Linked DNA regions of Homo sapiens: region 1 is linked to region 2. A link is a contact called in ENCODE Hi-C or POLR2A ChIA-PET data. All regions are on one chromosome and are shown on one strand. The core of a region is the stretch at or near the end of the contact, and the rest is flanking DNA. Distances in the headings are between cores, read along the strand shown. Region 1 has its middle 49 kb from the start of SIAH1. Region 2 overlaps LONP2 (lon peptidase 2, peroxisomal).

Evidence for each region. Hi-C counts contacts between places; a loop is a spot of excess contacts on that map. ChIA-PET counts read pairs that join two places held with the same protein, here RNA polymerase II (POLR2A). Pooled maps may share reads with other maps.
Region 1: a loop to region 2 is called in a map of HepG2, with 16 times the contacts of the local background. The contact joins two enhancer-like sites. A Hi-C loop is called at or near these places in 5 of 168 maps with a recorded cell type or tissue (HepG2, K562, OCI-LY7 and 2 more), 4 of 37 single-sample maps with no recorded cell type and 11 of 50 pooled maps. POLR2A ChIA-PET finds 5 or more read pairs at or near these places in 13 of 52 experiments (AG04449, H1, HepG2 and 9 more).

What each region holds. Positions count from the first base shown.
Region 1 is chr16:48,431,345-48,437,131 of GRCh38, reverse strand. No RefSeq gene overlaps it. Among named protein-coding and RNA genes, the nearest start is that of SIAH1, 49 kb to the right of the region's middle. RefSeq lists enhancers at 4,570-4,689, 4,501-5,045. Within about 2 kb of position 2,056, at least 3 of the 41 ENCODE cell types and tissues checked have a DNase peak (open chromatin) inside an H3K27ac peak, as active enhancers do.
Region 2 is chr16:48,350,410-48,355,932 of GRCh38, reverse strand. It overlaps LONP2 (lon peptidase 2, peroxisomal), which reads right to left. Exons shown (of 15, transcript NM_031490.5): 15 at 1-4,352. The coding sequence ends at 4,131. Among named protein-coding and RNA genes, the nearest start is that of SIAH1, 32 kb to the left of the region's middle. Within about 2 kb of position 2,177, at least 7 of the 41 ENCODE cell types and tissues checked have a DNase peak (open chromatin) inside an H3K27ac peak, as active enhancers do.

The DNA.
Region 1 (5,787 bases), core at 807-3,306, 81 kb before region 2:
TGGTGCTAAGCTGTGTTCCTCACTATCCCGTTCAGCCTTTCATCCTTCCATTATCTATGTAAGCAATTCCTTGTGTTAAACTCCCACTGTTGAAAGACCTAGAGTAGTTTCTTAATTCTGACACAGAGAAGCAGCAAGACAGCAGTGAGCTAACCAAGGGTTTACAAAGTCATCAATGAGAAGTTCTGCATCAACCAATCCATTGCTAAGGTCATGTGGCTATGAAAGTCACCCAAGGCCAAGACCTCAACTTTTCCCGCTTGAAAACCCTTGAATATAGAAGGAGCTGGAGGAGGAGGAGTAATAAACTATTCCTCCAAAAATCCAAATGTGTTAATAGTCCCAGCCTTGGCCCTGCACCTCCCCTTCTCCCTCCTCTCGGCAATTCCTGACTTGATTAGTTACCAGGACTAATGCCTTTCTGCTGGTTTATCAGAAAAAAAAAAAAAAAAAAAAGGTTTCTAATACAAAAAATTAGCTGGACGTGGTGGCACACGCCTATAATCCCAGCTACTCCGGAGGCTGAGGCATAAGAATTGCTTGAACCTGGAAGGTGGAGGTTGCAGTGAGCCGAGATTGTGCCATTGCCCTCCAGCCTGGGCGACAGAGTGAGACTGTCTCAAAAAAAAAAAGGGGGTGTTCTCACATGTCCTATGGGGCCTCTCATGAACAATCAGGATATAAGGAACCAGAGAGAGAGAGAGAGAGAGAGACAGAGAGAGATCACAATGGGGCTTAATTTGGAGCCACTTAAATAGATGGTTTTATGAAACCTAATTCCCTCTGTTATTTCTAAATATGCCACTGAGAACTTTAAGACTTGCACACAGCTACTGCTTTCCACTGCAGGCGGGAATTGCCCTCCAGGTGGGAGAGCCAGAGAGGGATGCAATCAGTCCCAGGAGGTTAAAGCCAAGGCCAGGACTCCAATGCTTTGCCTAGGACTTTGTTGTCATTTTCTTCTTGGAAATGGGCCATGATTAGAGAGGGCCAGAAAGGAGCTCTGCTCTGGGGAGGTGAGCCAAGCAGCAGATCAGCCTCGTACTGGTGCAGCCACAAGTGCCAGGAAGCACCACTTTGTGTTAGATGTCCTGAGAATTTTCATCAATGCCCTTGCTGGATGGGACTGATTCCGGGCCAGGCACACATGAGGGCCTCCCAGAAGGCAGGATTCTTCCCATTTGTGACATTAGATCTTTAAAAAGTAAAAAAGCCGGGCGCGGTGGCTACGGCCTGTAATCCCAGCACTTTGGGGGGCCGAGGCAGGTGGATCACTTGAGGTCAGGAGTTTGAGACCAGCCTGGCCAACATAGTGAAACTGTGTCTCTACTAAAAATGCAAAAATTAGCCTGGCGTGGTGGCATGTGCCTGTAATCTCAGCTACTCAGGAGGCTGAAGCAGGAGAATCGCTTAAACCCAGGAGGTGGAGGTTGCAGTGAGCAGAGATCACACGACTGCACTCCAGCCTGGGCGACAGAGTGAGACTCCATCTCAAAAAAACAAAACAAAAAAAATTAATACTTTGTAGATCTGTTACTTATGTAGGTTTTACCCACAGTCTGGGCAAGGGGCAGCTTGGTGACCGTGGATTCACAGTCGTGTCAGCACCTCCTCCTTCCTGGGTCCCAGGTTTCCATCAGGGGTGCTCCCGGCAGGGGGCAGCTGGAAACTGCCCCAAGCAAGACTCGCCAAACAGCAAGATGGGTGGCAAGGGTCCAGGAACAGGTTTTGGCAACACAGAGGGAAACACATACTAAGTGAGTTTATTTTTGTTTTTTCCATCTTTAATTGAGTATTTACTTCGTGTCAGGCACTGGGCTAGGCACCTCCCATGTCTTGGCTCATCTAATTAACACAGCAACCCAGGAGTCAGGTGCTATTTTAAATTGCTGTTTTGCAGAGGAGGTGCACCAAGGCTCAGAGATGCAAAGTAACATGCCAAGGTCACACAGCTGCCTGGGGCCCCTATTGCAAGAGCAGTGTCTAAACTCCTCAGCCTGGGAGGCAAAATAAACATCTGGTGAGGCAAGGGTCAGTCACGGAGAGGCAGAGGGAAGTTCCAGCTTGGGGATGGTGGAAACGTGCTGACGTGAAAGTTGGGCCAAAATAGGCACACAAAGGAGCCAGCTAGGGGTTTGCTCTGCAAAACCAATGATTAGTGTTCTTGGAAGCCATGTTCCTGCTTCACCTGAAGGCTCTGCCTGGTGTTATCTTTCTTCACATTGACTCTGTCCCAGGAAGCCTTTATTTCTTGCTTACCACAGACAGGATGGGGCAACTGCTCTGTACTAGAGCTGCCTAAGAGCTGCAGGAAACACAGATATTGACAGCACAGGATCTCTGCTCTCAAGAAACCCACAGGGTAAAAGGAAGAGGAACATTTATCCAAATGGAAATGACCAAGCCATGCCTAAGGAGAAGAGTGAGCAAACCGTCAGAGACACAGAAAGGAGGGCTATCAGGGAAGACTTCTCAGAGGAGGTGGTCTTTGAACTGGACCCAGAAATGGACCGGGGATGCAATAGTTGGATTGAGAGGAAAGGCTAGTCCAGGCTGAGGAAATAGGTACAGAGGAGGAAAGGGTAGGAAATGGTTAGGACAGGGGAGGAGCCAGATGTGGCTGGAGTGTGAGCTGTTGGGCTAGAATAGGATAAGATGAGTCTGGAAAGGTAATTTGGGCCAGATTATAAAAGCTCTTGACTGAAGAAGCGATATTCCGCCAGCAAGAGAAGCATGTGATATAAGCTTTTCATGAATGAGAACCTCGGCTCTTACATCAACACATATCCTCAGAACACTGCTGCAGGACAGGGGTCAGGCTCCCAGTTTTACACAGGAGGAAACCAAAGTTTGTAGCAATTCTTATTCTACACTTCCTTCCTCCTCCACCATTAAAGATGTCTTTCTTGGAGGCCCCCTCTGTTGTCTTGAGGACAACCTAATCCAATCACAGGGTCCTTGTGGCTAAATAAAATCATCATTTCCCCAAGAGAAAGGCTACTCTGAGAGGCATGGGGAAGGGAATAGGGTGCAAGACAGGGAGGAAAGAAACCTGGGTTCAGTCTGGACTCTATCAACAGCCTGTGACCTTGGGGAAGTCACTTCCTCTCTCTGGGTCTTGGTTTCCTCATCTGTAAAGTGAGGAATTGAAGTGAATACTTGCCAACTCCCAGAGTCTGTGCATAATTAAATGAGGCCCGGGTGTAGAGGGAGAGAAGGGAAGGAGCGTGCCTTCATTTTTTGGTATTTTTGAGTGTGTCCTGGACACTATGCCTCATGCAAAGGACAGGGACATAGGAAAGAATATGGCTCCCTAAGAAGGAGAAAGACAAGTGAAATGACAGAAACAGAGGCATTGAAAACAGCAGGGCTCAAAGTTAGGCTGGAGGTCAGGGAGGGCCTCGCAGAACTGGAGCGTGAGCAGCCTGTGAAGGAAGGACAGGAACTCACTGCCCGGCGATCAGGACGGCCAGGGCCTTCCAGGCAGGGGAGCTGTGTGGACAACGCAAGGAAGGCGGCAACTGCGTATCTGTTCAGGCAGGTGCAAATATGGATTGGTAGTGGGGTAAGGAGGACCGTGGAGAAACAGATCGGGCTGGAGAGGTCAACCAGGCCTCGTGGCCAGGGAGAAGTTCTGACCCGGGGGTCTGATCAATAACTGATGGCAGGCTGATTAGAGGACCTCCCACCCCCGCAGAGGCTCCCTGTCCCCCTGCGCAGTTCTCACCTCCCCACCAAGGCAGAAAGACTCAGCACAGCTGCCTCTTATGTGCAAGCTGGAGGAGACAAGCAGGGCTCCAGGTGGGAGTCACAGAGGCCCTTGGTTGGTGCAAAATTGAGGAAACTAGGACACCTGCTCTCTGCCTGACAGAACTCTACAAACTGCAGCCTGAGTGTGCACAGCATTAAAACTGTGATTTCAGGCCGGGCATGGTGGCGCATACCTGTAATCCCAGCACTTTGGGAGGCCGAGGTGGGTGGATCACTTGAGGCCAGGAGTTCGAGACCAGCCTGGGCAACATGGCAAAACTCTGTCTCTACTAAAACTGCAAAAATTAGTCAGGCATGGTGGCACATGCCTGTAATCCCAGCTACTCGGGAGTCTGAGGCATGAGAAGCACTTGAACCTGGGAGGTGGAGGTTGCAGTGAGCCGAGATGGCGCCACTGCACTCCAGCCTGGGCAACAGAGTGAGACTCCATCTCAAAAAAACAAAAACAACTATCATCTGAGCCAAAGAGAATGCAAAATCCGGCAGCATGGATTCAGGACTCAGGGCTCTATCCCGGGGAGCATCTCTCCAGGCCAGGTATAAGCATTCAATAAATATGCTAACTTTTTATTTACTCTTTATTTTATTTATTTGTTTGTTTATTTTTGTAGGGAACAGGGCCTCGCTATGTTGCCCAGACTGGTCTTGAACTCCTGGCCTCAAGTGATCCTCCTGTTTTGGCCTCTCAAAGCGCTGGGATTACAGGGATCAGCCACTGCCCCTATGTTAACTTCTTTACATATTAATGCCCCATCCCCAGAGCCAATAAGATTACCAGCTTCATGAGGGCAAAGACAGTGTCTCTGCCACCTTTATAGCCCTCTTAACTGTTGGCATCCTGCTTTGAAGTTCCACAGAACTGAGTTCTGTGCCAAGCTGGGCTACTTCCTGCTGTGTGACCTGACAAGCCACTCGTCCTCTCTGACTCTGGAGAACAGGGATGATCAAGCCCAGGCCAGAGTGTTGGAAGGATCTTTGAGTGACTGCCACTCCCCTGCACTCCATTGAGGCAGCAATTGTGACTATTGTTATTGTGATCTCTAAGTGGATGAGGAAGTAGACCTTGTGTGAAACTTCCCCTTTCTGGGTTTCCAGTTTCTTCAGCTGTAAACAAAGGTGCTCGACTTGTCTTTGGTTCCACTTGGAATATCTCTGTGAACAGAAGAGATGTTCCAGGATCTTCTTGCAAGAGGAGTCTCCTGGCTGCTGGCTTCCCAAGAAGCACCCTTGCCCTAGGATCCATGGAAGTGATAAGAAACACGGTGGTCCTAAGTTCTTAGACTCTTAGAGCAAAAAGTTCATGAATCCTTCCAAGGATGGGCTTTAGGGGTGGCCCAGGAGCCTCCTAAATTGGGTGCAAAATGTTATGAATACATTTAATAGGGAGAAGGCCCTATTAATTGCCATTTTAATTCACAAAATCTGTCTACTCTCCTAAAGGGTCCTTGAAGGTGTGCGCTGAATCTCCAGGACTCAGCCTAGTGTATATTTTTGTGGAGTGAAGTAAATGAACATTTGTGAGCTGACATCCTGCTTCAGCTGTGTGTTTTGTCCAAGGTGTGAAAAAGACCTGAATTTAAGGTGACTTCTGTTAATTCCATGGCAAACCTCTTTCAACAGACAAAATTACAACAAGTTTAGTTTAAAGATCTTAATTGGCTTTTATTTGTGATTCCAGAATCAGGCAACACTTATTTCATAAGACAGATGAGTGCTCTGACAAGCTGAGCAGAGGAGCTTGGTTTTATTTTATTTTTTTAATTAATTAATTTTTTTTTTTTTGAGATGGAGTCTCGCTCTGTCTCTTAGGCTGGAGTGCAGTGGCGCCATCTCAGCTCACTGCAACCTCCACTTCCCGGGTTCAAGCGATTCTCCTGCCTCAGACTCCCGAGTAGCTGGCATCAGAGGCATGCACCACCGCGCCCAGCTAATTTTTGTATTTTTAGTAGAGATGGGGTTTCACCACATTGCCCAGGATGATCTTGAACATGTGACCTCAGGTAATCCGGCCACCTC
Region 2 (5,523 bases), core at 928-3,427:
AATACTTGAGAAGTTTTAAAAACCCATGCATAAAACGTGGAATACCGGTAAAATACACATATCCCTAAGTCTAGTTTAAACTAAAATTTCTAGAGTTAATAATTTTCAATAAAAAAATCCAGCTTATTTTGATACAAGGGGTCTTTGGGTAACATCTTAAAAATCAATGCTAGAAAATGCTCAACATCACTAGTCATTAGGGACATAGAATCAAAATACGTCACACCCATTTGGAGGGCTATTATAAAAAACCCAGAAAATGAGTGCTGGCAAGGATGTGGAGAAACTGGAACATTTGTGCATTGCTGGAAGGAATGTCAAATGGTGCAGCTGCGGTGGAAAAGTTTGGCAGTTCTCAAAAAGTTAAACAGAATTATCCTGTTGTCTTAGTCATTTGTGTTAACCGTAACAGAATACCTGAGACTGGGTAATTTAAAAGTACGAATTTATTTCTCATAGTTGTGAAGACTGAGAAGCCCACGATCAGCGTGCTGGCAGACTGGTATCATCTATTGAGGGCCCAGTCTCAGCTTCTAGGACGGGGCCTGTTGCTGTGTCCTCATATGGTGGAAGGGAATCGAAGGGCAAAAAGGAGGTAATTGGTTCCCTTGAGCCCCTTTATAAAGGCACTAAATCCATTAATGAGGATGGAGCTCTCATGACATAATCACCTCCTAAAGCCTCACCTATCACGTTGGTGGTTGCTTCAACATACGAATTTGGTGGGGGGACATTCAGACCTTAGCATATGTGATCTAGTAGTTCTGCTCCTGGATATGTATCCCTAAAGGACCTAAGAAGGGACTTCAAGAGAGATGTGTACACCCATGTTCATAGCATTACTCATAATACCCAAGAGGGGGAAACAATCAGCAGATGAGTGGATAAACCAAATGCGGTCTATGGATATAGTGGTGTATTATTTGGCCATAAAAATTTCTGGTACTTGCTACCACATGGCTTTTTCCCAGGGAAAGTATTAGTTTTTGTTTGACAAAACACCTTGATAGGTCATGGTTCTGCAAGGCAGAGATGTGAAACAAAGAAAGCTAACTGTTGCAAATAATAAAAAGTTGGAGTTCCTTTGAGCTAAAGCTAAAGTGGCAAAGGAGGAAGAGGTTCATCCCTACCCTTCTGCACCCCATTATTTTGAAGAAAAAGAGTGGCCTGACCCTCCAGATCTTTCTTTTCTGGAGGACACTGGGCGAAAAGTAGTTGCCCCAGTGACTGTTCGAGCAGTTGATGGCTTGCTAAGTAAGAATGCTAAACACAAAAGGACAACTCTTGTTTGATCCCACTCATATGAAGGGAAATTCAGAAAGAAAGTGAAATAGTGGTTACCAGGGTCTGGGGTGAGGGTGGAATTTGGAGCTCTTTTTCAGTGGGTACAGAGTTTCAGTTTGTGGTGATAAAAAATGCATGTAAGCCGGGTGTGGTGGCTCACGCCTGTAATGCCAGCATTTTGGGAGGCCAAGGTGGCCGGATCATTTGAGGTTGGGAGTTTGAGACCAGCCTGGCCAACATGGTGAAACCCTGTCTCTACTAAAAAATACAAAAATTAGCTGGGCGTGGTGGCACACACCTGTGGTCCCAGCTACTTGGGAGGCTGAGGCATGAGAATTGCTTGAACTGGGGAGGCAGAGGTTGCAGTGAGCCGAGATCATGCCACTGCAGTGCAGCCTGGGTAACAGAGCAAGACTCCATCTCAAAAAAAAAAAAAAAAAAAAAAAAAAAAAGCGTGTAGAGTGGACATGCTTAGATCCAGTAACTGATACCCCCAAATTATATGCTTAAAAATGGTTAAAATTTTGGCTCTTCCCCACCCGCCCCACCCCTAACCCCCCACCCCCCCCAAAAAAAAAAAACCCAGGTGAAAAAGGAAGAGCTTAGACTTCAACCAACCAACCTCCCACCCCTGGAATTAAAAAAAAAACAAAACAAACCAAAAACAAAGCTAGTGCAATGGTCATACTGTTCCATGTCATACACAGCAAGGGGAGAATGCATTATTCTCTCAATGGATGCCTTTCGAAAGATATGCTTAAAGCAAGTGCCCTCCTGCTGCTACAAAGTGCAAGGCTGCCTGTGTCAGGACTAAAGGAAGAATACCGAGAACCCCAAGTTATATCCTTGTTGCCCCTGCTGGGTGGAACAGGGCAGAGCGATGTGGGTGTGGATTAGCGCCCTCTGGTTGCTGAAAGTGAATTCACAGTTTGTTCTAGTCCCCAGTTAGATGACGTTGGAAATGATAAAATTACAGTAGTTAAGATAGTCAATGGCATATTTTCAAACATCCCGATGTTCTTTCTCTCCAACTGCCATAACTAGTCCTAGGTCTGGACTTTTCCTCTCAATGCATTCAGATAAACTTTTATCAGCAGGCCTGCTATTTTATCACAGTATTTTGGCCCAATCTTTTTTTTTTTTTTTTTTTTTGAGACAGGGTCTCACTCTGTCGCCCAGGGTGCTGGAGTGCAGTGGCGTGATCTTGGCTCACTGCAGCCCCGACCTCCCTCATCCTCCCATCTCAGCCTCAAGTAGCTGGACTACAGGCGGGTGCCACCATGCCCAGCTAATTTTTGTATTTTTTGTAGAAATGGGGTTTTGCCATGTTGCCCAGGCTGGCCTTGAACTCCTGAGCTTAAGTGATCCACTCGCCTCGATTTCCTAAAGTGCTAGGGTTACAGGCGTGAGCCACCATGCCCAGCCCAGACTTCCTTCTCATCCAGGAAATTCCAAAATGTCTTTACATACATATTCTTATATTGTGTAATAAAAGATTCTGAAGTCCATTACTGGCTAGAATAATAACTAGAAATTGCTTAATATTACTATACATTGCATTTGAACTTAATCTCCACAGTAACAATTAGGTAGTATTACTTGGATTTCATGGATGAAGAAAACCAAGATACAAAAAGTTCACACAGCCAGTAAGCAGATGAGCCTGACTTCATAGTCATACATAGCCTGAATTGAGTCCCAGCAGGAGCACATGGGCATGGACATCTACCAGATTTGGGAACTGGCGTAGCCAAGCAAGAAATAGGAGACGGAATCAGGAGTTAGGATTCCATGCTTAGGACCATCCCAGATGGATGGCTGCCTCCCTCTGGGAGCTGCACTCTTCTGAGGTTGCAGGCATCCAGGGCCAGGGTGCTTCTGTGAGGTGTGCCAGCACGTGCCACTCTGCTGGATACAAGCTATCATGTTCTGAGGGCTGCTTCCCTCAGCATAAGAAGGGGCTTCTATTGGGATGTGTAGGCTTCATTGTAGGGTCCACTTGAGTCTTTTTTTTTTAGAGACAGTCTCGCTCTGTCAGCCAGGCTGGAGTGCAATGGCGCGATCCCAGCTCACTGCAACCTCCACCTCCTGGGTTCAGGCAATTCTTGTGCCTCAGCTTCCCAAGAAGCTGGGATTACAGGCACATGCTAACACGCCTGTATATTTTTTGTAGAGACAGAGTTTCGCCGTTGGCCAGGATTGTCTTGAACTCTTGGGCTCGGTGATCTGCCTACCTCGACCTCCCAAAGTGCTGGAATTACAGGTGTGAGCCATCACGCCCGGCCCACTTGAATATATATATATAGCCAAGAATAGTTGGCTATACTTTCATCTTTGCCTAGTTCTAAGTAATTGATTGGTTTCAGGATCCAATAAACTCTACAGGTAAATCCACTAAGGTAATGGTCTATACCGGTGGTTCCTGAACTTGAGTGTGCAGCAGAATTACCTGGAAGGCTTCTTAAAACACAGATTTCTGTCCCCACCTCCCAGGATTTGATTCAGGCGGCCTGCTGTGGAGCCTGAGAATGTACATTTCTAACAAGTTACCAGGTACTACAGATGCTTCTGTTCTGGAGACTGTGCTGAGAACCACTATGCTATATCTTTCCAGGGACAGTAAGGATCCCACTAAAAAGACAAGAATTCGATTTTTATCAGTTTACTAAATCAACATCTTATATTTCTATACTAAACACTAGCCACTACTTGAGGTTTATTACTGTTGTGATTATGTTTATAAAACAGGGACATCTTGCATACCCCTAATGGTGTGAATAAAATCAACTGTGTCAGTACCTTTGAGCACTTCATAACTTAAAATTCTAAAAAATTGAGATTTGGACCTACAGTTTGCTATTTAACAGACCAGGTCTGGTCTTGACAGTAAAGCCACCATCAAAAGCTGCATTAAGAACCTCATCCAGGCAGCTTGCTGTGACAAAACTTAAATCCTGTCGTACGTTGCCTGGGATTCCCTCAAGGTCTTTTTCATTTCTCCGAGGAATAATGACTTGCTTCAGTCCCGCTCTGTGTGCCGCCAGCACTTTGTCTTTAATTCCACCCACCTGTAAGGAGAGAAAAAAGTTTTTAGGGTTAATGATCACCCTCAAGCTGAAAGAAACCCTGACCCAGCTTTCTTTCACTGAATTTAACCACTACTATTTTAAAACATCCAAATCATCTTCCGTTTTGTTATAGCATGAGCTAGGAAAGCCAGGAAAAAGGATAAGTAGTAACCTTTTTTTAATGTTTCAATTGGTGTTATATTAAAGACTCTGATGAGGGGGATTCTAAATTGTTGATAGGTATGAGTTCCTCTTCTGTCAATGATTGTTTTTATAAATGCTGTCAAAGTAAATTGGCATTCAGGTGTAATCACAACCGTCTAGTCTTTAGGTTGATCTGAAAAAGCAGCACGTGATTCTGACCATGAGCGCCGCTCCTGCAGAGCTTAGCTGTGTGCTGGGGTTACTTCCCTCTCTACAGGTTTAAAGCCAGAACCTCCATGCTGGTTAATGAAGAAAATGTATCCCTAAACTAGGCTCCTATGGTGGCTTTCAAACATGTCTACAATGGTCCCCCTGCTTGAATGTGGGCCAGGCTTTGTGACTCGGTAAGAAACAGAGTGTGGTGGGAGTGATGCTGTATGATCTCCACGGCTGAGTCACAAAAAACGAGAGCTGCTGCCTGAATCTCTCTTGATCACCTGCCCTGGAGGTGGCCAGTCATAATGTCTGAGGTCACTCAAGCAGCCTATGGGCAAGTCCATCAGGTGAGGAACTGGGGCCTCCTGCCACTAGATGGGACCAATTTGCCAGTCACATGAGTCAACCACCATGGAAGCAGTTTCTCCAGCCTGTCAGCCTTCATGTGACTGCAGCCTGGCTGGAACCTAGACTGTAAGGCCAGAGACCCTGGGCCACAAGAACCCAGCTCAGCCTCTCCTGAATTCCTGGCCCACAGGAACTTGAAGAGTATGGAGTATTCTTGCTTTGGGGTAATGTGTTGCATCTGCTCCAATTAAGACTGGCTGGCTGCTCCAGGCCTTCCCGCCCCACTGGCATCTTCTTTCAAGGTTTTGTTCATGCTGCTGAAGTACTCCTTCAAAGTACCTTCTTCAAAAGAGTGTAAGATGAACTGATTCCTTGCATGTTTGAAAATATTTTACTTTCACACTTGATTGATACTAAGGCCATGTATACAAGACTAGATGTAAAACATTTTCCCTCACAGCTT